5 separate regions of the Mus musculus genome follow, and all the other regions are linked to region 1. The links are chromatin loops, found by intact Hi-C in ENCODE. Cell type or tissue: left cerebral cortex. All regions are shown on one strand.

Evidence for each region. A loop is a pair of places that touch in the nucleus more often than their neighbours do. Peaks named below come from ENCODE experiments on the same cell type or tissue, not always from the same donor. Only the 100,000 strongest peaks of a DNase experiment are listed, where the experiment ranks them.
Region 2: a loop joins it to region 1, with 6 times the contacts of the local background. A loop is called at or near these places in 17 of 42 quality-filtered maps.
Region 3: it touches region 1 in a loop (8-fold over the local background); 7 of 42 quality-filtered maps call a loop at or near these places.
Region 4: it touches region 1 in a loop (10-fold over the local background); 3 of 42 quality-filtered maps call a loop at or near these places.
Region 5: a loop joins it to region 1, with 5 times the contacts of the local background. A loop is called at or near these places in 4 of 42 quality-filtered maps.

Annotation. Positions count from the first base shown.
Region 1 is chr17:57,768,918-57,773,917 of GRCm38, forward strand. It overlaps Cntnap5c (contactin associated protein-like 5C), which reads left to right and starts at 294. Exons shown (of 24, transcript NM_001081653.2): 1 at 294-734. The coding sequence starts at 653. In left cerebral cortex, a CTCF peak has its summit at 2,160; DNase peaks (open chromatin) are centred at 316, 789, 999, 1,508 and 1 more place; H3K4me3 peaks cover 993 bases.
Region 2 is chr17:58,907,265-58,912,264 of GRCm38, forward strand. All of the region lies in intron 8 of Pdzph1 (PDZ and pleckstrin homology domains 1), which reads right to left. Among named protein-coding and RNA genes, the nearest start is that of Gm33751, 34 kb to the right of the region's middle. In left cerebral cortex, a CTCF peak has its summit at 2,215 (motif pointing left); DNase peaks (open chromatin) are centred at 2,211, 4,003 and 4,401.
Region 3 is chr17:58,817,855-58,822,854 of GRCm38, forward strand. No RefSeq gene overlaps it. Among named protein-coding and RNA genes, the nearest start is that of Gm33751, 120 kb to the right of the region's middle. In left cerebral cortex, a CTCF peak has its summit at 2,916 (motif pointing left); a DNase peak (open chromatin) is centred at 2,906.
Region 4 is chr17:58,869,040-58,874,039 of GRCm38, forward strand. No RefSeq gene overlaps it. Among named protein-coding and RNA genes, the nearest start is that of Gm33751, 72 kb to the right of the region's middle. In left cerebral cortex, a CTCF peak has its summit at 1,984 (motif pointing left); a DNase peak (open chromatin) is centred at 1,977.
Region 5 is chr17:58,585,433-58,590,432 of GRCm38, forward strand. No RefSeq gene overlaps it. Among named protein-coding and RNA genes, the nearest start is that of Gm33751, 360 kb to the right of the region's middle. In left cerebral cortex, a CTCF peak has its summit at 2,662 (motif pointing right); a DNase peak (open chromatin) is centred at 2,708.

The DNA of each region.
Region 1 (5,000 bases):
TTGAAATGTAAATAATTAAAATATCCAATAAAATATAAAATAAAAGGTTTAAAAAAAGGAGAGAGAGAGGGAGGGAGAGAGAGAGAGAGAGAGAGAGAGAGAGAGAAAGAGAGAGAGAGAGAGAGAAAATTCTTTTGCTCCTTGCTTCCCCAGCAAGTCATCAGAGCACCTGGAAGCAGAGCTGTCTGCCAGGGACTTGCCAAGGACCCGCCCAGGCCAGCGCAGGGCGGGCTCGACTGGGGGCGGGGCCGTACAGAAGGTTCCTGAAATGAGCTGTCCGCCTCTCTGGTGCTGAACACAGCTCTAGAGTACAAATGAAGTGCTTTTGTCTGTTGGTGGAACTGGGTGCCAAGAACTGCGCTCGACTTTAGATCTTACCCTTAAAGGAAGGGAATCCGGAGGAAGACGAGGCAGGCAAGAAAGGCAAGCACAGAAAGTGACAGTTGCAGAAACTATAAACGTCGATTGGAGCTCGCATCTCCGAGGAAGCACTGAAGCAGAACGGAGTGAAGGAGAAGCGGGGGTGGGAGGGGTTTCAGGCTGTGCGGAGGAAGAAATAAAAAGAGAAATAAAAAAGGGAAAAAAAAAAAAAGGTCAAGGCTGGTGCCCGTGAATTTGGGATTCCATTGGAAGCGATCGCTCACTGAGGGAAATGGATTCTGTACCAAGACTGAATAGCGTTTTTACTTTGGTGCTCTCTGGCTTGTGGCATTTTGGATTAACAGCGACAAATTGTGAGTACTTGGAACTGGGGGCGGGAAGGTAAGGTGGGATAGGACTCTCCTGAGTAAAAGTATCTAATGTCCAACAGTATATGCTCTGCGTGAAAGGAAAGAGCAGGGTGAAACCTAGCCAGTCTAGTTTGACCATTCTAACAATCCCAAAAGTTAGCAGAGCTTTAATGAGCTTGCTTTGCTGGACTGCCTGCCTTTCATTGGAATCATAAAGTTCCCTTAGCCTGATTCTAGCTTTACTGCGCAGATCTAGAGCAAGCCTCAAAGGGCAGAGACTGTTCCTGTGTCTCCAAGATAGGTGATAATGGGACTGCAGCTCCAAATGATTTGAAATGTTCCCGAATCACCTCTACCCCCTACTGCCACCCTAAGCACACAGCTCTTTCCACTGCCTTATACATAAGGTTTCAGCTGGGAGTAGTTTGTAACTTCCTTGTAAGGGGATTGGGAGTTTGGGCCTAAGAATTGCAGCCCAAATGTAGTTATACCAGGAGATCAATGGCTGTCCTATTACAGGAGGGGGACTTTTAGTACACAATTCACCCTCAAAATTCTGGTGCCAGTGAAGGAATGAGTATGAACTGTAATACCCACATTTTGAATCCTGCAAGCACAGAGCATTTAATTCAATAGGAAAGAATTCTTGACTTCTAAAAATTCTTGCCTGCACTATATATTTATAAGACCCAGTTTGTCAAACTTGAATAAATCACTAAAGCTGTGAGAGAATCAAGCTCAATTGCCCAGTTGCTTCTCTGGGCAGTGTGAGGGAAGTTTTTCCTTCTCTGGGAACTCCCAAATGAGAAAGGATGCAATTAAGCCATCTGTGTTCTTTGCCAGGGTGGCTTATCACAGTCCCTCAAGTTTCTGTGTTTGATTCCCACATCTTGTATTTTGACACTGAACCTCCGAAATATGATCCTGATTTGGACAGTTTAATTTACTTTTATAATTCATGTTATCAGTATCAGTAACACAAGAGGAAAGAGAGAAGACTTACTATGGAGGACCCTTCTGCTTTATTTCTTAATCCTTAGAGGCTCTTGTCCCAGAATTTGCATTCCAGAAGGAAGACAGGTGGATAGATGTTCAACAGAGTCAGTGTTTCTGTCATCCAAAGATTGGAAAGCTTACAATTTGTAATTGTAACATTTTCTTAAAGGTTGTGTTATAAAGAAGGGTAAAAGAGGCTACTCTCTCCCCCTGGTGGGAATAAGGTAGTAAATTATTTTAAATGATATATGGAAGCAAATTACAGTCAGGTAATTTTAATTCTCTGTTCTGCTTTCTCCCCTTCCTTCCTCTGTTGCCCTTTCCATTTCCTCTTCTTCTCCCCTTCTCCCCGAAATCACCCCCACATTTGGCCAAGAGAAAGACCCAAGAGCCTTAGTCAGAAGTAAGCTTTGCTACTGAGCTTGTTTCTCTACGTTCTGAAACACTAGAGGTCAGTGTTGTCCAATTGATGCAAAAGGGTGGCTGTGATCTGTGCGTTCCCTTACTGTTAAATGGAGAGAGTGACTAGTTTGAAGATCCAAGAGTTGGAAGTGAGGTATACTGTTGAAATGGATAGAGTTAATGACTTTGGCTTCTTCAAGTATCATCCTTCTTGGTGCCATATTTTCTATACGTTAATTTAACTATGGTCAATGTATTTTAATAATGTACCTAAAACTAAATGGCATGGGTTAAGACTTCAGTCTGTCATAGCCACAGCAGGAACAAATCTGCCCTGGGCATTTAAAAAGAAAGTTGGTGATAATGATCTTCAGAATTTCAAGTGACAGTTGCATCCTCCATTTTCAAGCCACATAGCAATTGAGTGAGTGCTGTTTGCTAAGTATTCTACAGTCTGCTTTCTTAAGGAATATCAGTGAGTGTTTACTGTACTGTGAAAATTGTAACATTTGGTAAAAAAATAGTTTTTAGCAATCACTGATTCTGAAATCTATGCATATTAGTGGTCATCTGAGCCTATAAGGCAAAACCTCTCAAGGTAATCTCAACTATTTTCCAGGTTCTCTTGGCTGCTATGCACAATTTTTATTCATCAAGTATAAGTATTGGATTTGCTATTGATGTACAGTCTACTCCCATTCATATACATGCTTTGATGAGTTAGACATTTCCTTTCCAAGGCTCTCCTTTGAATTTGATTTGTGGGAAAATTTAAAAAGTTATTTTCTCTAAATTTTAAGGAGCACCCCATGTCATTAGTAACAGCACCCTTGAAGACATATTGTATGCTCAGGTTTTTCCATGGTGAACAGTTATAGTTGTTAAGGTATATGTGTACAGTTTCTTAAAAAATAACTTTTTAATTGACTTGATGTTGCTGTTATTACTGTGTAGTGTGTGAGTATCTCACTGAATGCATGTTTGATTTTTCTCATACTCTGTCTCAAACATGGCACTTATTCTACAGGGAAAAGTTAATGGTTACACAATTAGAAAAGTTTTAAATCTCTAATTACGCATAATGAAAACAAAGTCAGGCCATAAGGACTATAGCCATAATATAAATATTACAAATCTGAGGTAAGAATCCAATTACCTACCAGTAATAAAATCCTCTGGAAATTCCCCCATTGTAGATTTTCAGGATATTAAACAGCTACAGTGCATACTTTGGTCATATCCTGAGGGAACCGGTTAATCATGAATACTGATATACGCCACTGTAAAATTAAAAAAAAAATGAAAATCAACTTTTTGACACAAGAAGCTATGATATGACTTAGGAGTTTGATTAAATGAAATCAGATGACCTCATCTAAGAAGTTCTAATCTCAGACTAAAAGTCAAATTATTATTATTTATAGGTATAAATTATACCTATTATTGTCCTTTCCAGCCTGCCAGTAAAACACAGCCAGCAATGGAGGTATGTGTCTATTCCAAATTGTACAGCAGCTAAATATCTTACTAAGGGTATTCATCTAAGATTAGGCAAGTTAAATTTTGACATGACAGAAGTATGAGGTCTCAAGCAGGAGGACTGCATGTGACACACACATAAATATTGTTAACATCACTTTTAAAAAGAAACATACTGCATAGCGTAATTTTTCTTTTATAATAGCTTTAGTTTTTGAAATAACAAAATAATCACAAAGTCTCTCCCTGAAGTTCATTGCTATTCATTATTAGATCCCCCTGCCTCATTTAGATCTTTCTTACATGCTGGATTTCAAAAGATCTTCAAAAATGTTGCTCATGATAGTAAAGAAGTATGAGACCTTGAGTTACTAGAAGGGTGCTTGCTAACAAACCAAGTGGGTGAGTAATATGAGGAATGATTGTGTTGCTTTTTGGGCAGGAGAATGGCAGTGCAGGGATTCCTTGGTCATCTACAGCTACCAGAAGTGAGGAAACCCTGCAATCCTCAGTTGGTAGAGTCTGTAAACTTATCCAATTACCAAACTGCTTCATGTTGACCTTGAATGTTCAACATGAAATTATTTCCCATATCTTTCACATTAGCCCGATAGTTAAAGCAGATTAACATTTGCAACTATAAGATATGAATTAAGAAGTATAGCAGGGGGTTTGGAGAGATGGCTCCGTGGTTAAGAGCACTGACTGCTCTTCAGAAGGTTCTGAGTTCAAATCCCAGCAATGACATGGTGGCTCACAACCATCCGTTATGAGATCTGATGCCCTCTTCTGGGGTGTCTGAAGACAGCTACAGTGTACTTACATAAAATAAATAAATCTTTTTTAAAAAGAAAAGAAAGAAGTATAGCAGGGATTTTATAATAAAGGAGAAGATAAATATCTACTGAAGCATCTCTGTTCTCACCTGCATCCTTCTTCTAGGAAATGGTCACCTTCCCAGTAGTCTTCCCTTTCCTCTGTCCGTCTGTCCAACCAGCCTCAATTTCTTTGAGTGAATCACTTTACTTTCTTGTATTCATTTATCATGAAATGATCAGATTTTTGAAGCATTTCTAATTTTTTTTTGTTGTTTTTGTTTTTGTTTTTCGAGACAAGGCTTCTCTGTGTAGCCCTGGCTGTCCTGGAACTCACACTGTAGACCAGACTGGCCTCAAACTCAGAAATCCACCTGCCTCTGCCTCCCAAGTGCTGGGATTAAAGGCGTGCACCACCACTGCCTGGCTAGGCATGTCTGGGACATTGAGATGTCTCAGTAGATTAATGTTGCCTGTTCCCAGGCTCCTCTAATTTTTTTTAAGTGTTAATTCAATGGTTTTCAACTGATAAGCCATACTATGATGAAATATGACCTGTGTGTAATAATTACTCACA
Region 2 (5,000 bases), 1.1 Mb after region 1:
AGTTCAGTACAAGAAAGAAGTCATGGGTGGGTCGGGGAGCATCCTCTTAAGAGGCAAAGGAGAGGGGAATGGGATGAGGGATCGTGGTGGGGAGATTGGGAAGGGAGGGACAACATTTGACATGTAAATAAATAAAATAATCAATTTTTAAGAAGAAAGAAGTGAGATCCTCTTCCTTCCTGTTTTTGAGGATATAAGAAATAAGAAAAAAATGATTCATTAAGTTTGTCTGATGACTACATACTAACTAAACAAATAACCTGACTTTTTCCTTTGATTACTTGAGTTAATAGAAGGTTAGCAAACGTGCCAATACTGAATTAAAAATAGGAAGTAGGTAAAAAAAATCCAAATTTATTTTAGCTTATTTTGTTCAGAATCTGCCTTCCAAGGCAAAGATGCACACAAAGAATCCGGTGATGTTCTTTATTATGTCTAAAGCCCTCGCTGCATCTCTGCAGCAGGAGTGGGGAGGGCAGCTTTGCTACCCTGTGAGTCAGGCTCAGCACCACCAGGGCTTCTTCCTCATGGAGCCCCAAGTACAGGATGAGGGGAGGGCTCAATGCTTCGAGAGTTAGGAACAGTACATCACTGATCTGAAAACTATACCATCCATAGGAAAACTAATAGTGTGGCCCCAAAGAGTGCCCAATGCCCCAACTTTTGCTCAAGTGCGGAAAGAAATCTTCGTCTTTGCAGATTAGTAAGTCAAAAGTCACCAACCTTACCAGTTCTTCTTTACAATTAGAAAATCAAGGCTTTCTTAACGCTAGTATTTGTGTGTGTGTGTGTGTGTGTGTGTGTGTGTGTATGTGTACACTTTATGACATTGTCCCTCTTCCTCCACTCTTCTGAATAATTGTACTATGAGGATGAAGTATTGCATTTTCTTTGTTGTTGTTGTTGTTTTGTTCTGATTTTTTGAGAGGCAAAGAACTAGTTAAAAAAAAATAATATATATATATATATATCAGGATTCAATAGAACTTCAGCTCTTTTTTTTCAGACCTGAGGTGATGCCAGGGATATACCACAGGCTACTGGGTATGCCTGATAGTAGCTTTCCATCGGTATTTTTGAAAAATACAGAAATTGAGAGGAGATAGAGCAGGTTGCTTTGTAGGCTCTCTCAAGCGTCTGAATGTCACAGTTCCAGTTAGTTCTTTTGGTGAGTTTTTTTGTTTGTTTGTTTGTTTGTCTGTTGTTGTTGTTTTGTGATGTCCTTCCTTTCAGCATGTCATTAGGTCATCTCAAGTGTTTAGTTCTGTCATGGTAGGAAAAGAGGCACCGCAACTGAATTTGAGAAGGATGCCTCCCTTATAGTTCCTTGGGTCGCTTTCTTTGTTCCACCCTTAAAAAGCCACTTGATTGACTCTCGATGCTTATTCTAAAAACGATGACTAAACTGTTTCTGTGTTTAGGTCCGCAGTTTCTTCCGACTGCATCCTTCTCTAGGATCTTTATTGTACCTGACACATTCTTACTGCGGAGACCAACTGCTTTGACACAGGAGGAATTGCACTTCCGGCTTCAGGCCCCACCCTCCAATTCACTGTGCCAGTGTCTAAAGTTACCATGTGTCGTTATTGTATCTTCCCATAGAGAGGGTTTTGCAGTTCTATCCCAGGCAGAAAGTAAGCTGTCAACAAGTAATTGAGGAATAACTGAAAACATGTAAAATTCTCTAAAAAATAGATCTTTAAAAGGTAAACAGGGATTCCCCCCCCCCCCCGGGAGAATTCCCGGCACTGGTCAGTCTAGGAAGAACGTCATTTGGGAAAGTATTCTTATAGATTTTGTAAAAGGAATGTTGCAGAGGAAAAGCAGAAGGCGGTGGACGAATGTACAGGAGGACAAGGAAGGTTTATTCCTATCCCAAAGAGGAAAAGCCCTTTTAATACTGTATAAGTAGTTATAACAGAGCATCTCTGCAGACACAAAGCTCATCCAATCACCCATTCATTACCTGACTGATACCCTTCATACCAGAAGGGCTGCCAGTGTCACTGCTAACAAGTGGCTTCATAGTAGACTGTGCCTTAGACTGTAAACTAGAATCGGCAGCAGTTCTCAAGCGAGCTACTGCCTAACTTAACTAATGGGATTTATGTTGTATTATCTTTAGTACTCATTTTCTTATTTATTTACAAGACATGTGTTTCTAACAACATACCGGTTACTTTGAAAACTAACTGTGAGTAAGCTGCGCCACCTACCGGGAATTTTCTAAATTACATCGAAGGGTCTAAGCTGCTCTCTTCTTTCTGAGTGGGTATTTTCCCACTAAGTATTTCTTTGATTTATTTCTGTGATCTCAGAAAATGATGAGCTTTTACTTTTCTTTTTTTTTTTAGTTTTCTTACCTTCTTGTAGACTTAGATTTTTTCTTTTCTTTATTTTCTTTCTTTCTTTCTTTCTTTCTTTTCTTTTCTTTTCTTTTCTTTTTTTTCTTTTTTTAATGCAAGCCCAACTTCTTAAGCTAACTGAACTGCATGTTGGGAATGAAGACTAAAGGCAGCAGTAAAAGGTTTCCAACTGTACAAAACCAAACGTTGGCAGGGAACTCAAACATGGAATGAGTCGTGGTGTTCCTAGCAGGGTCTGCTCCGTTGCACCTGCAACTTCATTGATGTTTTGGGACTGAACACAGATGAACACTTGGTTGTCTGCATGCCACACACCATCGAGTGCCAACAAACACTGCCCTGAGCACCTGGCCTCAGATTTGAGAGTATTGTGTATTAGATGTTGCGGTGTGGTACCTGTGAGCATGGAGTTTTCTGTTCTTACATAAATGGAAAGATATGATTTTTTTAAATGTTAAATATTTTTATCATCATTCCTCAGGTTTCAACTTTTATCTTTAGAATTGTGTTTGAATTTTCTGATTTTAAAATTTATTTGTTTCTGTTGCGGACTTGAATTTTATTAGAAAAAGATAGCTGAGTGTTGACTTGTGATTAAGACAGACTTTTCAATAATTCTGAAATGGCCCTGAACATATTTTTGCCATTTTAAACTTTTTTTAAAAAATTTATTTATGTGAGTACACTGTAGCTGTACAGATGGTTGTAAGCCTTCATGTGGTTGTTGGGAATTGAATTTTAGGACCTCTGCTCACTCCTGTCAACTCTGCTCACTCAGTCCCTGCTTGCTCCAGCCCAAAGATTTATTTATCATTATACATAAGTACACTGTAGGGCTGGTGAAATGGCTCAGCAGACTGATTGCTCTTCCGAAGGTCCTGAGTTCAAATCCTAGCAACCATATGGTGGCTCACAACCACCCGCAATGAGATATGATGCCTTCTTCTAGTTCATCTAAAGACAGCTACAGTGTACTTATGGATAATAATAAATAAGTCTTTAGGCCAGAGCAAGCAGGGGCTGAGCAAGCAGGGCTGACTGGAGTGAACAGAGGTCCTAAAACATTCAATTCCCAGCAACCACATGAAGGCTCACAAACATCTGTACAGCTACAATGTACTTGCATAAATAAATAAATAAATAAATAAATAAATAAATCTTTTTAAAAAATACATACACTGTAGCTGTCTTTAGACACACCAGAAGAGGGCGTCAGATTTCATTATGGGTGATTGTGAGCCACCATGTGGTTTCTGGGATTTGAACTCAGGACCCTTGGAAGAGCAGTCGGTGCTCTTACTGGCTGAGCCATTTTGCCAGCCCCATTTTGAACTTTTGATTCATGTAAAACAACAATTTCAGCATTCATCATTTTAAACTCAAAATGTCAATCAATTCAGAAAAAATTAAGGTGTTATATAAACTGTTGCATGAAATATTTGATTCTTTTTTCTTTTCCCTTTCCCTCCCTCCCTCCCTCCCTCCCTCCCTCCCTCCCTCCCTCTCTTTTTACCTCCCTCTCTCTCTCTCTTCCTTCCTACCTTGGTGCCAGCCCACCATGTAAACCTGTCTGCCCTAGATCTCACTATTTAGATCATGTTGGCTTGAACTGGCAAAGATCCAGCTGCCTCTGCCTCCCATGTGCTCAGATTAAAGGAGAATACCAGCCTCACTAAGACTCAATTCTTTTTATGTAATACCAGAGGCTCATATCCATCTTATTGCTTATGAATATTTGCTTTCATATTTAATAAACAGCAAAATCATCTGCATACTAAGAAATTGTCTTAGAATTAATTTCTTTATAAGTTACTACCAGTAACTTACCTATCTATAGAAACCAAGTAAATGGCTTCCTCCCACAGTCCAGCCAAGCCCATTCTTTGGCACTGCTTTTCCTCTGATGAATTTCTGCACTAGGCCCGACCATTATATGTTTTTTCTGGTAACTGATAGTTAACCAGGGATGGTGACATAAATGCCTCATTGTAAGATTGTGGGCTGCAAAGCTAGCCTGACCTTTCGAGCCCACGCTGTTCCATTTCTCTGCTCTGCCCACGTGTAGTTGTTTAACTTGATAGATTTGGAAAGTACGGGGTACATGTAGCATAGGGGCAGTGGACTTGGCTAACAGGCACGAGGCCCCGGAACTAGAAGATAAGAGAGCCTGGTATCAATTTGTGACTCACTTTGCTTTCATAAAAGAAAGTACAAAGGAATAAGCCACAGTTGCAAGAAATACTTAAGATACACAAATGAAGCCATCTAAATGCACTAAATTTTACTTCCTCTCCAAAAGAAACTCTCTTCTCACCATGTGCCATGACGCAGTCAAACTACTCCTTCAGCATTTGAAAAAGAGTCTAGAATTTTAAGCAAAACGGTATCTTCTCTCTCTAAGCATTTAAATCCTCATATATGTCATGCCTCCAGTCCTACACACACACACACAAACACACATATTCAGTTTTGTGCATAGAGATTCATAGGACAAAACAAACAGTGGTTTCTTTTGTATAACCACAAGGATTGCCTCTGTTTTGTTTTGAGTGGTTTGAAAATGCAGCCATATCTTTTATGTAGTCTAATCTTCTGCTGTCGCTGATGAGCTAGAAACAATCTACTTTTTAAACA
Region 3 (5,000 bases), 1.0 Mb after region 1:
AGCAAAGAGTTTGCATGCAAGCCTGACAATCTTATTGTGAATCCTGAAATACGTGTTGAATCAGATTTAGCAATACAGAATTCCAGAATTCCTAGGAGATATGAAGTAGTAATGGGAAAACCTCTGAAATCTCACAGGCCAACTAAATAGCATATGCAGTGATGAGCAACAAGAGATCCTGCCTCAAACAGGTAGGAGGTAAAGACAAAGACCAAGGTTGTCCTCTGACTGCCACACATGTGCATTCTCTCTGTCTCTCTCTCTCTCTGTGTCTCTCTCTCACTCACACACACACACACGGGGGGGGGGGGGGGGGAGATGAGCACACACATACATTTGTCCATTGCTGGACTATTGTTTCAGAGCCTGTAGACCTGGCAAAACATTACTTATGCAGCTCATTCTCTGAAACAAGTAAATACCATACTTTTGGCTCCATTAATTTAAAGCCACTTCTTTAATTTCATTCTAGCCTACCCGGAGTTCCTTTTTATTTCTGTCTTTGGCCTGAGTGCCGACTGCTGGGTACCACTGGATTTATTCTCAGTGAATGAGGCAGAGCAGGCTTTCTTAGATTTGTGATTGACAGTATGTTGGGAAATGGAAAAAAGTATCTTTCCTTGTGATTTTCCAGGGGAATAGTGGATAGCTAAGTCTTCAGGATAATCTACCCTGCAACCAACCCAAGAGGAGCTTATTCCTTCCCGATGGTGTTAGATTGGATATGTTATTCATGGGATTGTTAAAGTCATAATCTGGGCTCTGATGGTTTTAACAAGATGCGTTCAGCCACCTGTCCTCAATTGGCTAATTTAACATGCCAATAATTGTGACAAAGAAAGGAGTTATATTCACTCTGATCACAGTGAGAAGAAAATGGAGGTCCAAGAACCTCCAAGTCCATCTTTTGGGTCTTACCAGGAGATTTATGTTTAAATAGAGGGTAAAAGATGTGCATACCTAAGTGTCCTAGTCAAGGAGTGGTCCCCTCCATTGTGGCGTCAGTCTCTCCTACAAGACAATCTATCAGCCTGTCAAAACAGAGCAAAATAAAGACAAGCTGTCTCAGTGACTGGCACCAGGCTTTATCCCTTTTCTTCTCCCAGCATAAGATTCCTGGGGGAAATTCCAATTTCTTGGGCTTCATTGTTCCAATAGTCTGGTAGCCAAATGAAGGGGCACAATGGTCATCTGAGAACATATTTATTCCTGCCAAGATGATTACACTGTGACTTGCTTTGGGGCAGTAGGATGGAATGGAAGTTTTCCTGTTCCTGATGTGAGCTGAGGCCCTAAAAGGTCAGTGTTTCTGTTTGTTCATAGGTCCCTGCTATGAGACACAAGTGAAACTGGGATTGACCACGCCAAAATCCCCCTAAACATGTACTTGAAAAAAATAACACTCACTGTTATTCAAAGGAGATTTTATGTTGTGCTGCAGAAAAAGCTCATGAGCACCTACAAAGGTGTGATAGTGGTAGAGTAAAACCATGTCTTAATGTATGAGAGGAGGAGAGGGCTGTCATGCATGGCCTCTGTCTCCAGCATAGCTGAGACTAGGTTGGTATTTGTGGGGCAAGATTGTTATTGCTTGGTAGCAGGATTCTGTTACAAGTCTCTCTGCTCTGCCTCTCCCTGCTGTAGTTAACTCAGGGAGACAAGCCCATCTCTTACACATTCCGTTGTTTAATTCCCCTTACTCATTCCACTCAGTAAGAGTCTCCTTAGCAACCTCCAGCAGAGTCAACTAGGAGCTTCTGGATGGATTGGAAACATCATAGTTATTCAGGAAGGATTACTGCGTGCTGTTCATTTTATCATTAAACTTTATAATTATGTCAGAACACAAAAGACAACAGTTTGCCCTTTAGATATCATCATGCAAGGTCTGAAGTTCTTTAATGCTTTTCTTTTTAAAACATGGTTAAACCACTAATGACTCCTTTCATTGAATCAAAATTAGGAGCTGGCTGTGTTCAGAAAGGTGATTGCACACAAAGCAAAATATCAGTAGAACAGCATAGAACATCATGGTCAGGGGCTCCAAGAAAAGTGAAATCACTTCCATCCAGAGCCTGGACATGATGTAGTGAACATTTGCAGTCTGAAAAAATAAGGGGACCTGTCTCAAGGTCACATAGCCTTTGAACTGGAGTGGGAACTGAAGCACACATTTGCATGTGTTTGTGCATGTGTGTGCACATACATATGCATGTACCTACAGATAAATGCATAGGGGAATATTAATGTCTTATATATGTGAAAGTTGGAAGATGGATTCCAGTGTTGTTTGTTACGTTCTTTCTGGCTATCATCTCTTTGAGGTAGCACTCCTCATTAGTCTGAAGGTTATCTAGCAGGAGTCTAGGCTGGGTGTTGGCACCCAAGTGAGCCCTATTTCTGCCTCTACAGTGAGGGTTCACAAGCATATTCCACCATGTCCATTGTTTCTTTCACGGATTCTGGGGATTGAATTCATGTCTTTGCATTTTTAGACAAGCATTTTTTTTTTTTCTGACAGGAATAAGTCCCCCCAGCTGGGTCTGAATATATCTTAATCTATAAGCACAAATCAATGGGTATTATTTTTCTCCTTGTTTTGTAGTTGGTTGTTTTTCAATAACTGAGGCTCATAAAACATAGAAATCGTTTTTTTTTTTCCCTACTCCACAAACAAGAGTATCCTTTCCCTAGTAATGGCATACAGAATATCCCTTCCAGATAATGACTATGCTCAAGGTTTTTAATATGTATGAAGGAACAAGAAAAGATGTCAATAAAGTCAGTAAATAGCTTATCTTTCAAGCTTCATCTGAATTGGATCCCTAGAAACCAAGTTAAAAAGCTGGCTGGCTGGGGTGGTATGCATTTGTTATCTTAGCACTAAGAATATAGAGACAGGATGACCCCTGGTGGCTAGGGATTAGTAGAATTGGTAAATTGTAGAGCAGCTGAAAAGTCTGTGTGAACAATTAAACAAATACCAAGGAGGAGGTGGTTATAAGAACTGGCTTCCCTTTCAGAACACCCAGGATTAATTCCCAGCACCCACGTGGTGGCTCTCATTTATCTTTAAATCCTGTTCCAGGGGATTTACACACCCTTTTCTGGCTTCCAGAGGCATCGGGCACACACACGCTGCACAGACACACATACATGCAAAATACCCAGACACATAAAAATGAATGAGTTAATTAAGAACCCTACAGTGGACAGTGTCTTAGGAAGGACAGCCCAGCTTGATTTCAAGAAAAAAGTTGTGAAGATTATAAACTGGGCTACTTCACACACGTCTTATTTTCCTAATCTAGTGAAAGAATCTAAGAGTGGGCTATACCAACTGCAACCTAGGTATGTATAATCAGTGCTACAGTGGCACTGATCCCTGGAGCTAGCCCACTCGAATGGGTGAGTTTTAGGACAGTAAGAGATTTTGTTTTAAAATGTATGTGAACAGGTTTCCTGATGAAGGATATCTGAGATTGCTTTCTGGCCTCCACATATTTATAGGCCCATGAAGGCACATCTGAACCCACACACCTATTCATCTGGACAAACACACACACACACACACACACACACACACACACACACACACACACACACTTAGAAAAGGAGAGGGAGGGAAAGGGAGAGAGGGAGGACAGACAGAGATAGAGACAGAGAGACAGAAAGAGAGAGAAGGCATGCTTCCAAGATGTCTTTATGTTTTCAGGATTCTAGATACCTATAGTAATAAAGAGGTGATTTTTTTTCTACAGCCCTCCTCTCTCATAGCTTTTTATTAGTATTATTATTAAATGGCCTAATTCTTATCACAGATGATAAAATAGGTAACCGGAGGACATTTGTGTTTATAGGAGACTAACTTCACAGATGCATATGGCAATATGGCAGAGCTTGGTTTGTGCATCTCTCTCTCTCTCTCTCTCTCTCTCTCTCTCTCTCTCTCTGTGTGTGTGTGTGTGTGTGTGTGTGTGTGTGTGTGTGTGTGTGTGCATGTGCACATGTCTGTGTGTGAAAGTAAATGTGCATGCATTGATGTGCATGGGTACAGGTGAATACATTTATGTGCTTGTGGTGTGTGTTTGTACATGTTGTGTGTGTGTGTGTGTGTGTGTGTGTGTGTGTGTGTGTGTGTGTGTGTGAGAGAGAGAGAGAGAGAGAGAGAGAGAGAGAGAGAGAGAGAGGGTACACATGCACAGATAGTTAGGAGTAAGCAAATTCACTGCAGATAGATCAAATATATATTGTTTTCTACCCGCTGATCAAGTTCCTTAATATGTCCAGGAAGCTAAGAAGATGTGGCTGTTCCAATTAGTTCCAATGGAAAGTCAAATGAGCTTGATCTTCAGAACACTTCATCCCAGAGCAAGTCTCTGAAAAATAAAAGCAAATTACTTTCACCTTTGGAAGTCATAGGACTGTTTACTGAACACATAAGCAGTTTGTAGAAGGCTTGCATCAGAGCTACCTGGGGTACTGTCTCCTCTGATCCACTGAGTCAGAAAATGAGCACATTTGACCAGGAACAGTAATGTCACCAGGGGATTCCTACATATGTTGCATTTGTGTCAGTGACAAATGTCATTTCTCATGGCCCTAGATGACAGAACATTTTAAGAATGTTTTTACATATTTTTTTGTCACATAGCTGTCATTGTGTGAGGAATGGTGAATTAGTTTGATTTAACCAACCAGGATAACATGGATAAGACATCATTATATACCATAATTTCACACTACTTGTCATTTATTAATCAAAGTATTTAAATGAGAAGAAGCAGAGAACTGATCTAGACAGAGCATTCTAGATGGCTTAACATCGAGTACAAAGGTTCTGAGGTATGAATTAGAGTTCTGTTTACTGAGTATAAAGTTTTGTGAGATCGGTTTGGCTGGAATTGGGCAGATAAATATCAGTGAGACTGGAGCATGACCGAGCAGGACAGAGGAGGGCAGCCCTAGGCAACTGTAAGTGAGTCTGCCGAATTTGTCCT
Region 4 (5,000 bases), 1.1 Mb after region 1:
CTGACGAAAAGAAAGAAGGATGTTGATGATTCTTCTTTTTGAAGGATTCGTTGAACATCAGGAACACTTTGTAGAGGCTTATAATCTAGCTGCCAGTATCACACAAGGAAGTCCTAGTTTCAACAGAAAAAAGTAAAAAATAACAATGAGGAACAATGGCAGATAATGACTTTTGAGTAGTTGTTTTCTGCATTGCTATTTAATCTTACCACAACTTCTGATTCAAAAAAAGTCATGAACAAATGTCTTTTACCATCAGGTACAGCATCAGTTTTGGTAAACCAATGAATTAACTTGGGGTTAATTACATGAGTTTTCTTGAGCGACTACTTACAAGGTCATGGGCAACACAAACAAAAGTAGTTACACAATTGAAGAAAATCTCTCTCTCTCTCTCTCTCTCTCTCTCTCTCTCTCTCTCTCCAGCCCTACGTATCTTCGGGGAAATGTAAGTCCCTGTGATACTCTCCTTCCATAATAATACTTAACTGTCCAATACTTAACTGTCCATACGTCTTTGAGTAGAAACATGGTTTGAGCCCTTTCACACCTACACTTACATGATGAAAAGGTCAAGGGCTCAATCTAGTCCAGTTTTCCTTTAGGTTTATCACAGCAGTTGATAGCTCAAGAGGGAAGTGGCCATGTCATGCTAGGATAACCATACCAGTGTTCCACACTCATGGTACAAGTAAGGAGTCTTGAAGAATTATGTGACCTGTGCAGGACACAGACATAGTAAGTGACAAAGATAATTTACAAACCAATGTCTTTACATTCTCGATGACCTTAAACCATAACTCTGTTAACTTGTGGTGAATGTGAATCTGGTTATATTTCTTAGAGAGACCAGGTCAAAGATTGAATTAAAATTTTATAACTATTAAAGTACTAAGAAACTTGGACAAGCACGGTGAGAATGACAATTCAGGTACATGGTAGAGGAGTCAGTGTCCAGTGGTGTACACTCATCACTTTGAGGATTTACATTAAAGAAAAATCCCCAGTTTTGTATCCAGCAACTGCCAACAGAATTGTAGGGCAAAAGACTACTTTGTACAAAATTAATGCAGTGGCCGAGAACATCAAGAGTAGTTGGTGATGCAGACATGTTTGTAGGGAACATGGAAATGTGTAGCTCTATTTACTGCAGATGGAAACTGAGTTCATACTAGAGGTTGTAACCATACATTTTGAAATAGCCTAATGGACCCTGGTTGTCTTTTTATACACACCTCTCAGGTCTACTCTCGCATTCTATGCCACTTTCCCAGAAATATAGAATTCTTGCCTTATTTAAGAAATATAGAATTCTTGGCTTATTTAAGTGTTTGTTCAGGACAGTGGAGTGGTTACTGCAGAAACTGAGTATTAAAAGCACTCATTTACTCTGGGATACCTTCCTAGAGACTAACATGATGTTAGGTGTCTTGCTCCCTGGCCTGCGTTACACCATGCACATGTACCCAAAGTCCATAGTTAACTGCAAGACTAGCTGATGCTGCTTCTATTGGGTCCCTGAAATCACCAACATCTCTTCTGTCTCTTTCTTTCTCTCCTTCTTTTGAGTCTCTTATTTCATAAGTGGCTTGGTTAAACTCATCTAAATTATACAGTATTCATACTTGCGTATTACATATGCACAATACACATATCCAAACATATTCAACATTCATGGGAGTTTTATTTTTGCTGTACCACATGGATTATGGATTTAAACTAAAATGCACATGGAAACCTTACTACATATGACACTGGGGGTAGTCCCATCTTTCTTTGTTGCTTGTTTCAAAATGTGTAAAATGACAGCAATGACATATTGGAATCCTTGAAGTTCACTAAGTTAAAATATATAAAACACCCAGCATATACATATTTAAAATTCATACACAGACATATATGTATTTGAAGAACTGTACAGTGCAGCCTTTCTAAAGATAAGCAATGAATGTACTGTGACTGCCCTCTTCTGGATGGCAGTGGAGCCTCAGGCTTTTCCTTCTCCAAGCATGGTATTTCTAGAGAAAAATCTAATTTCTTAGGAACCACTGTAACTGTATGACAGTCAAAGTGAGGGACACAAGTATCTCTTTAGAATATTACATTCCTGGCATGACAGTTACTCTTGGAATAGGAGTAAGCTAAGTGTCTGCCATATAGCATCAGGAAAGTAGAGGCTGGGCATCACAGAATCAAAACTATTGTGAAAGAAGCCAATTGACAAAAAAAGACTAGAAGTCCTTCCACATATGAGCTTCATGAACTGAATAGCATGTGTGACAAAAGCTGAGTTACACAGTCACAAAGAAAGGGGTTGCTATGTGGATGTCCAAAAGGGGCCACGAGCTTAATGGCCCAGTGCTTCAGGGGCTCTTCCCCAGATCATTAGCTAATTCCTATTCTCATGGCTGTTCCCTCTTTCTTAATAAACTGTCCATTTCTATTTTGAACCGCATGTCCCCATTCTAATTTTCTTCCATATGTCAGCACTAAGTTACCTCTGTGTCTCTAACAATCTCAATCACAGAATCATCACTAGATAGTTACTTGCCCTCCAAACAACAAGGCTAGTACTTGTTCTGGACAGAAAAAAATTATGATGAAGAAATGTAAGCTGGAGGGTACCCCATAGCTAGTGAGGCCAGGCTGCTTCCCTTTGCCTTCCCTGTTGTCTCTGCTTCCTGATCCTACTCAGTGACATTTGTCTTCCACTGGGATATAAAGATGTATCCAATAGTATTTTTGCCTAGGAGGGTTATGTAGTACTTTGCAATCTTGAAGATGATGGCTTGCAGTTAAGCTGTACCTGGGGGCTCTGAAGATTTAATGTTTCTCCCTTCCAAAAAGTGTGACTGTATTAGTATTGATGTCCCTGGGAGAAAAATCAAATTCACAGACAGCTCTCTGTCTCAGCCCATTTGAATCCATGCACCACATTTATCAAGATAGTGACCTTGAAAGTCTTTTTCTCTTTTATCCCTAGAATCGGCTCTCAATCATTTAAAGAATAATCAATGGGATTCCTTCTTCAAAGCAGCTACTGCTCATCCTAGCGCAGTGAATTCATCTTCCTTTCTTACTCTTTCCTGCTGAAGATCTACACTGTGAGATGGAACCCCAGCAAACTCTCTCGTCAGGAAAAAAATATCCTCCATCATCTTCTTTCTCCTTCTCGTAGCAGAGGACCAAAGTCAGGGCCATGAGCTTGCTAGGCAAGTACTCTACCACTGTGCTAATCCCTAAACCACCACCTTAAGCTTCATAAGAAAGCTCTATTCCCCTGATTCTTTTTCTTAGTCCTTCTGTTCCATATGTAAATTTGAAAAATTGAATAGAAGCTTCTCAAGACTCATGCAAAATCAACAAAATGAAACAGTGAAACTATGAAAGTAGGAAGGGGGACAACATCTGAAATGTAAATAAATTAAAAAAAACAATACAAGAATAAAAAATTAATTTCTGTCATACTTCTGGGCTCAGAAACTTATTAAATAGTTTTAGGAAGAATAAACATACATACACATCTATCCAAAGATAGGGTGATATTCTTTTGAGAGAAAGAATTGAAAAATAGCATAACTAATATATTTTAGATCACCATTAATATATTTTAGATCACCATTCATATACTTCTGAAAGAACTATATTTATAAGTGTGTTTGTCTAACAAGTATGGGATCTCATGTGCAGTTAGAAATACAGAAGAGGGCGAGAAGAACCAGAAGGAAACCCCTGTGAGTGGCACAAGGCTCCTGGATTGAACCGCTTTATATTGCTGCAACCAACAAAGTAACATTTCCAAGAACAAAAGGTCTAAGTTATTTTATAGCACGGGCCATTTAAAAATAGCCATAATTGGAGTGGCAGTGACTGAAGAGACTCACTGAGCAACACCTTTACATTTATATCCACAGATTGAGGCTGTGAGGAACCATGAAGGACAAATGTGTATAATCACTTGGGAAGGCTGAGGAGGGATGCTAACAACAAAGAGGCTGTAGTGTGTCTCCGTAACACTTACCTAAGCAAGTCCTTCTTTCAAACGCACATGCACATTGGCAGTGGAACAGTTCAGTTCATTGCTCTGCTGGCAAATCAACGTGGATTTAATGTTATGGCAAAGATGAAGTGTTCAACTCAGGTTTATTTGAGGAATGTCCAGTTTCTTGTGTGTTGTGGTACTGTGAGACACTGTTCCTGGAAAGATGTGGACAATTGTCTATGTACCCCAGATAGGGAACCAGTGACAGGTCACACGAAGGATAGAAGTCAAATTGACAAAAAATGTGTTTCACTGGCTAATTTACAGGAGCAGAAATGACTCAAAGACAGCTGCATCACCAAATCCCACCCCAGCATGGGTGACAGCTCCTGAAAGCTAGAAACCCAAGGTCATTGCACATCCTGCAGGCAGTTTCAACAGGTTAGAAGTGTCTTCTTTGGGTAGCTCAGTAGATCCGAGGTTCATCTAGGCAGCTTGGCTGATCTGCTTCTTTCAAAGGCTCAGTGAGTAAGCATTTTCTAGACAGCTCAGCTTATCCAAGAGTGTCTTGAAAAAGGGGAAGTCCACATTGCTTCTATGCTTCAAGGGGAATTTTATTTAGTTGGAAAGATCTGGTTTCTATGTCTCCTCCATTAAATTTACATAAATGGGATTTCTGAGACTTCACTATTTGGAAAAGCAACTATTCTTCCTGGTCACTCCAAACAAACATGGAACTGGGAGCTGAAGAGTTTCCTGGACCCATTTTTAAATCTCTTGACCCTGGTGTTTCAAATATGATTTGTTTCTTAATGCTATGATTGATTGATAGATTATTTTATCAAAAGGAACTAGATATGAGAGTAGACACTGCTGAAAAAATTTTAAGCAAAAATTCTGTTCCTACGGGCAGATAAGGAAGAAAAGACTACACATGGTTATTCACAAGGCTACCAATGACTATCATTTCCTCTGGAATGTTCCTTTGCTTTAGACATTTCCTATCTCAGTATAGTCA
Region 5 (5,000 bases), 820 kb after region 1:
ATTTAAAGGGATTACTTCTCTTTTTCTGCTATGTAGGTTCTGGGGATTGACTTCAGGTTTTAGGTTTACACCAGTTGTGTTTAATCACTGAGCTTTCTCTCTGGCCCTCTAAGTAAATATTTTAATTGTCTCCTTTCCCCCAAATTTCCAACAATTCCATTTACTGTGTCATTAAGATTAAAAAAAGAAAATAAAAACTTGATGGCTATTCATTCCCTACCAATAAGCAATCTTGAACTTAAATTTTTGTTTTGTTTTGAAAACCACAATTACTTAGTGGTATGTTAAGGAGGGCTTCCAGGTGCTTAATAATTCCACTCCAATGAATAGTTAGGAATTCAGTGAATTCTTACTGGATGTCAATATATATTATTCCATTCTCTTCAGTTTATATTTCACAGAGCATCAATCATAATTACCAATTTTCAGGCTAGTCACTGAGAACAGTTTCAAACTATCAGGAATGACATGAAGAAGAAAATATGTGAATCAAACATAGTCCTCACACTGGGGCCACTCCCCAGTCCCACACAAGGGCCTTCTATATCCAAATGGCAGCTGACTTATACTCTACAATCTGTAATAATCTTCCTTGTTCAGAGATATTCACCTGAGGCAAATGGAACATGATTAAAATCAAGGTTGTTTTTCCTGAACTCATAATCAAACAGTAATTATAGTAATTATAAAAGAAACCTGCATTGAATGTGAACACTTCCCAACATAGAACATTTTCTTATGCAGATTTGAACAGAATTGTTCTGTGACTATGAAAGTTGACATGCTTTGCTTTTCTTCCTCCCATCCCCCCTCTCCCCCTCTCTCCTCTCTCTCTCTCTCTCTCTCTCTCTCTCTCTCTCTCTCTCTCTCTCTCTCTCTCTCTCTCTCTCTCTCTCATACCACATGGCTTGAGGCTTGTATCTGTTACCTTAGATGAGTGACATCAATTTCAATTTGCAATTTGATTGGCTGCTGACCAGAGGCTATCAGGTCCTGAAGTAAGGGACCCTCCCTGCACCCATTTCATCTGTAGCCCAAACTGACCCTCACCAAGTTGAGTGATAACCTCTCAGGCTACTTGATATTTGCTTAAGACAGAATGAAATACTAATCAAATTTTCTTACATTTAAAGCAATTTTATGTAAAACCATCTCTTACATATCCAGAATTATTCATTTTTGTCCTGAAAATGTGAACATCCAACACTCAAACAGAGTTAGATTCGTGAAAGCCAGCATTTAGAGTTTTTAAGCAGTTTAGTACCTTTGATTGTGGGTCATTTGGTGTCACTATTTTGAATTTTCTTCCTGCTTCCCTCTCTCCTTTGTTCTATCTTTTCGTCCCCTCCTTCATTCTAGAAGAAGATCATCTGGTAAGGAGACTTTCTCTCTTAAGGTATGCATTAGTCAGTGTTCAATCACTATAATGGAATACCCAAGGCTGTTGACTTATAAAAAGAAAGGTTCACAGTTTCTATCTAAGATAGAATGGGCATACTCTTTTTGGTTTCTGCCAAAGAAGCATATCCTAAGGAGGGGTGTATGGTAAAGGAAAGTTCTTATGGTGTGGGTAGGAAACTGAATGAAGGAGGTTATATGGCTCCACAGTCCCCTTTAAACTCCCTTATGACCCAAGGGCCTTTTACTAGACACTGACTCTGTTTCTGACTCTGTTTCTGTCTCTATCTCTGTCTGTTTTTCTGTCTCTGACTCTCTCTCTCTCCCTCTCTCTGTCTCTCTCTGTCTGTTTTTCTGTCTCTGACTCTCTCTCTCTCCCTCTCTCTGTCTCTCTCTCTCTCTCTCTGTCTCTCTCTCTCTGTCTCTCTCTGTCTCCCTCTCTCTGTCTCTCTCTCTGTGTCTCTCTCCTATTTTATGTGTATGGGTGTTTTTCCTCCAAGTATATTTGACACCCAAGGGAGCCAAAAGAAATTACTAGATCCACTGGGACTGACTCCATTTCGGTGGGCTGTGAATCACCATATGGGGGCTGGGGACCTGGGTCCTGTGAGAAAACAACCAATGCTTTCAACTGCAAAGTCATCTTTATAGTCTCTAGCCACTCTCTCTTAAAGTGTCTGCTATCTTCTGACAGTGCCAAGAACTGGTGATTGGGACTATAGCACAGGTCATTGGGAAACACTCATCAGAGCCAGTTTTGGTGTTTTTGGTTTTTCTTTTTCTCTTAGTTCTATATTAAACTTGCTAATAGGTGTGTGAGGGTTAATGCTGGGTAGATGCTTGACTGGATCTGGTATCAACTAAAGAGATATGAGACACACCCACGAAGAGCTTTCTTGATTAGGTTATCTGAAGTAGGAACATTCTGTTAAGACAGCAGCCTCCTAAATTGAGATGCTATCAGGTTCTTGTCATCTCTGTGCAGATACATCACAGGTTAGCACTCCTGTGTGGTGTAAGCCAATATAACACAAAGTCCCTTTATTTACTTAGCCATCTTGCTGGTCTAAAATTTCAGAAATGAAATTTTTGAAGACTCCCCAGATCTCCACTTTCTTTCTTTCCTACATCCTCTTCTTTCTTCCCTTCCTCATTCTTTCTTTCCTTCCTCTCCATTCCCACATTATGAATTTTTCCTAGAGGAGACTGAAAGTTTTTCCAGTTGAAGTCCCCGTGCCTTAGCTCCACTATTGTGACTTCTATAAAATGGCCAAAAGAGGGCAGCAGATACAAACAATTTGGCATAATTTGGGTGACTTTTCAGGAAATCTCCAAACCCCTGTTCTGCCCTGCCTCCTGGCCTGTTTGTTCCAAAGCTTTGAAGCACTTACTCCTCTGTAGAACATTGTTGGTATCAGGATCTCTGAAACTCATGACATCACACAGACAGGACCGAACACCTGTTTTCAAGGCAAGAGCCACCATATTCCCAGAATCCACTTGACTCACCTCCCACCTTGACCTGTGATTGTGTCTTCACCCATATATAAAGAAAGCCCCTCTTCTATCCCTCCCTCCCCCTTTTCTTTCCACTGCCACCTTGCCTCTCTCTCTCCCAATAAACCTCAAGTGGAGCCATTTGGCCTGGTGTGGTCCTTTTGAAGCCATGTGACATTCAAGTTCATAACATTGGTGCAGAAACCCAGGAATCATTTCGCCGGGAAGCTGTGGAGCCCACTTGGCCGTCACTGCCTAATGAGATGGTGAAGCCACCACTGCCGCCAGAGAACCAACACCACATGGATGGCCACCACTGCCATTATAGCCTGCAGCTACTGGTATACCATGTGGATTCCATCCACTGGCACGTGCTTTTATCTACCATGTGGATTTCCACCGCTGCTACAGGTCATTGCTTCCACTGCCACCACCACCACTGCTGTGAGACTCACAGACCTCTACCAAGTGAGCTGTGCTGCTCTGGTCCACCCTGTGGGCCTGCTTTTGCTGGGCCCACCACCAAACACTCAGTTCCATGTTTCCATTTACCAATTCGCTAGAATTATCACAGAGACAGCAGCATATTGATTGGTAAGGTCAGTCAGCAGTAGGATCCCTAATTTCCCAGGTAGGGCCTGGCCAGCTTTTTCTGGGGGCTAAGTGGTTGGCATTTTACATTCACACCTCCCAGTTGAAATACCAGCTATGACATCGACTCTTGTGTGACCATATCCCTTGAAAGCAGCTCTCATTCCCTTCCTTCTGCAAGCTCTTGCAGCCACTTAAGAAAACTCTGGGCCCAGGGTAGACCCCTTTTTAGTAGGTCTGGGACTGAACTGTGTAGCCTTTAGGGGGCCCTAGTGAAGACTTGGGCCTCTGGCCTGGCTGATTTCCTTTTGGTTATCGACTTGTTCTCTGGACGCTGGTACAAATGATCCAATAACTCCCCCCACCCCCATGGATGCTGTGAGGTCTTCAACCGTACCTTCAGGTACCCCACTGGGATGCCTCCTGGAAAATCTCAAATCCTTGAAACTAATGCCTGATTTGAAGGCATCAAAATTAATATACCTCTGCAATAAGGTCTGGATTCAGTACCACCTAGATAGTTCCTAGTGACCACTTAATGATATCCAAGATCCAATAATTTTAAAGGATGTTAATACATACTGTCAGTGAACTGGTAAATGGAAAGAGGTCCCCTATGTCCAAGCATTCATCTGTCTTCACTCCAGTCCCTCCATGTGCTCCTCTTGTTCCCCAACCCAACTTCTCTTAGCCATGAAACCTAGTGATGAAACGTATATTCACCCCTCCTATCACACGCTCTAAGACCACAGCCAAACCCCCAAGTCCTCTCCCAGGGACAGCTGACACAGCATCAGTCCTTCCTCTAAGAGAAGTTGCTGGGGTAGATGGCCTTGTCAGAGTACATCTTCCTTTCTCGCTGAGTGAGCTTTCTCAAATAAAGAGCAAACTCGGTTCCCATTCCTCTAACTCCTCCTCTATGTTTATTAAAGAGTTTCAGTAAATTACTAAATCTTACAGCCTGTCTTTCCATGACGTGCATATAATTCTTACAAATAACTTACCTCCTGAAGAAAACAGGTGAGTATGGGAGCAATCGAGAATGCATGCAGACGAAATTCATCAGATAGAGCACGTCCAATCCAATCAGATCAGAGGCGTGCCTGACCAGGATCTTTGATGGAATTGTAATTCTGCAGGTGGTATTTTAGCCAGAGACAGATTTAGAACATGCCTTTTGGCCAGCCTAAGAAAGGCAGCCTTAAAGCCAGTAAATTTTGAAAAACTCTAAGAGGTTGTCCAGGACAAGCAGGAAAATCCATCTCAATTTTTACAATGCTTCACAAAGGCTTTATTATAGTATACCAATCTGGACCCTGAAAACCCAGAAGGTAAGCAACTTCTGATGACCTACTTCTTTTCCCAGAGCTACTGTGACATAAAAACTAAACTTAGATGGCTGGAGATGGGACCTATCACTCCACAGGCAGAAGTTTTAGTGCTGGCTTTCAAGGTGTAACATGAGAGAGAAGAGAAAACCCAAAAACAAAAATACCATATGCTGGCAAAGGCTG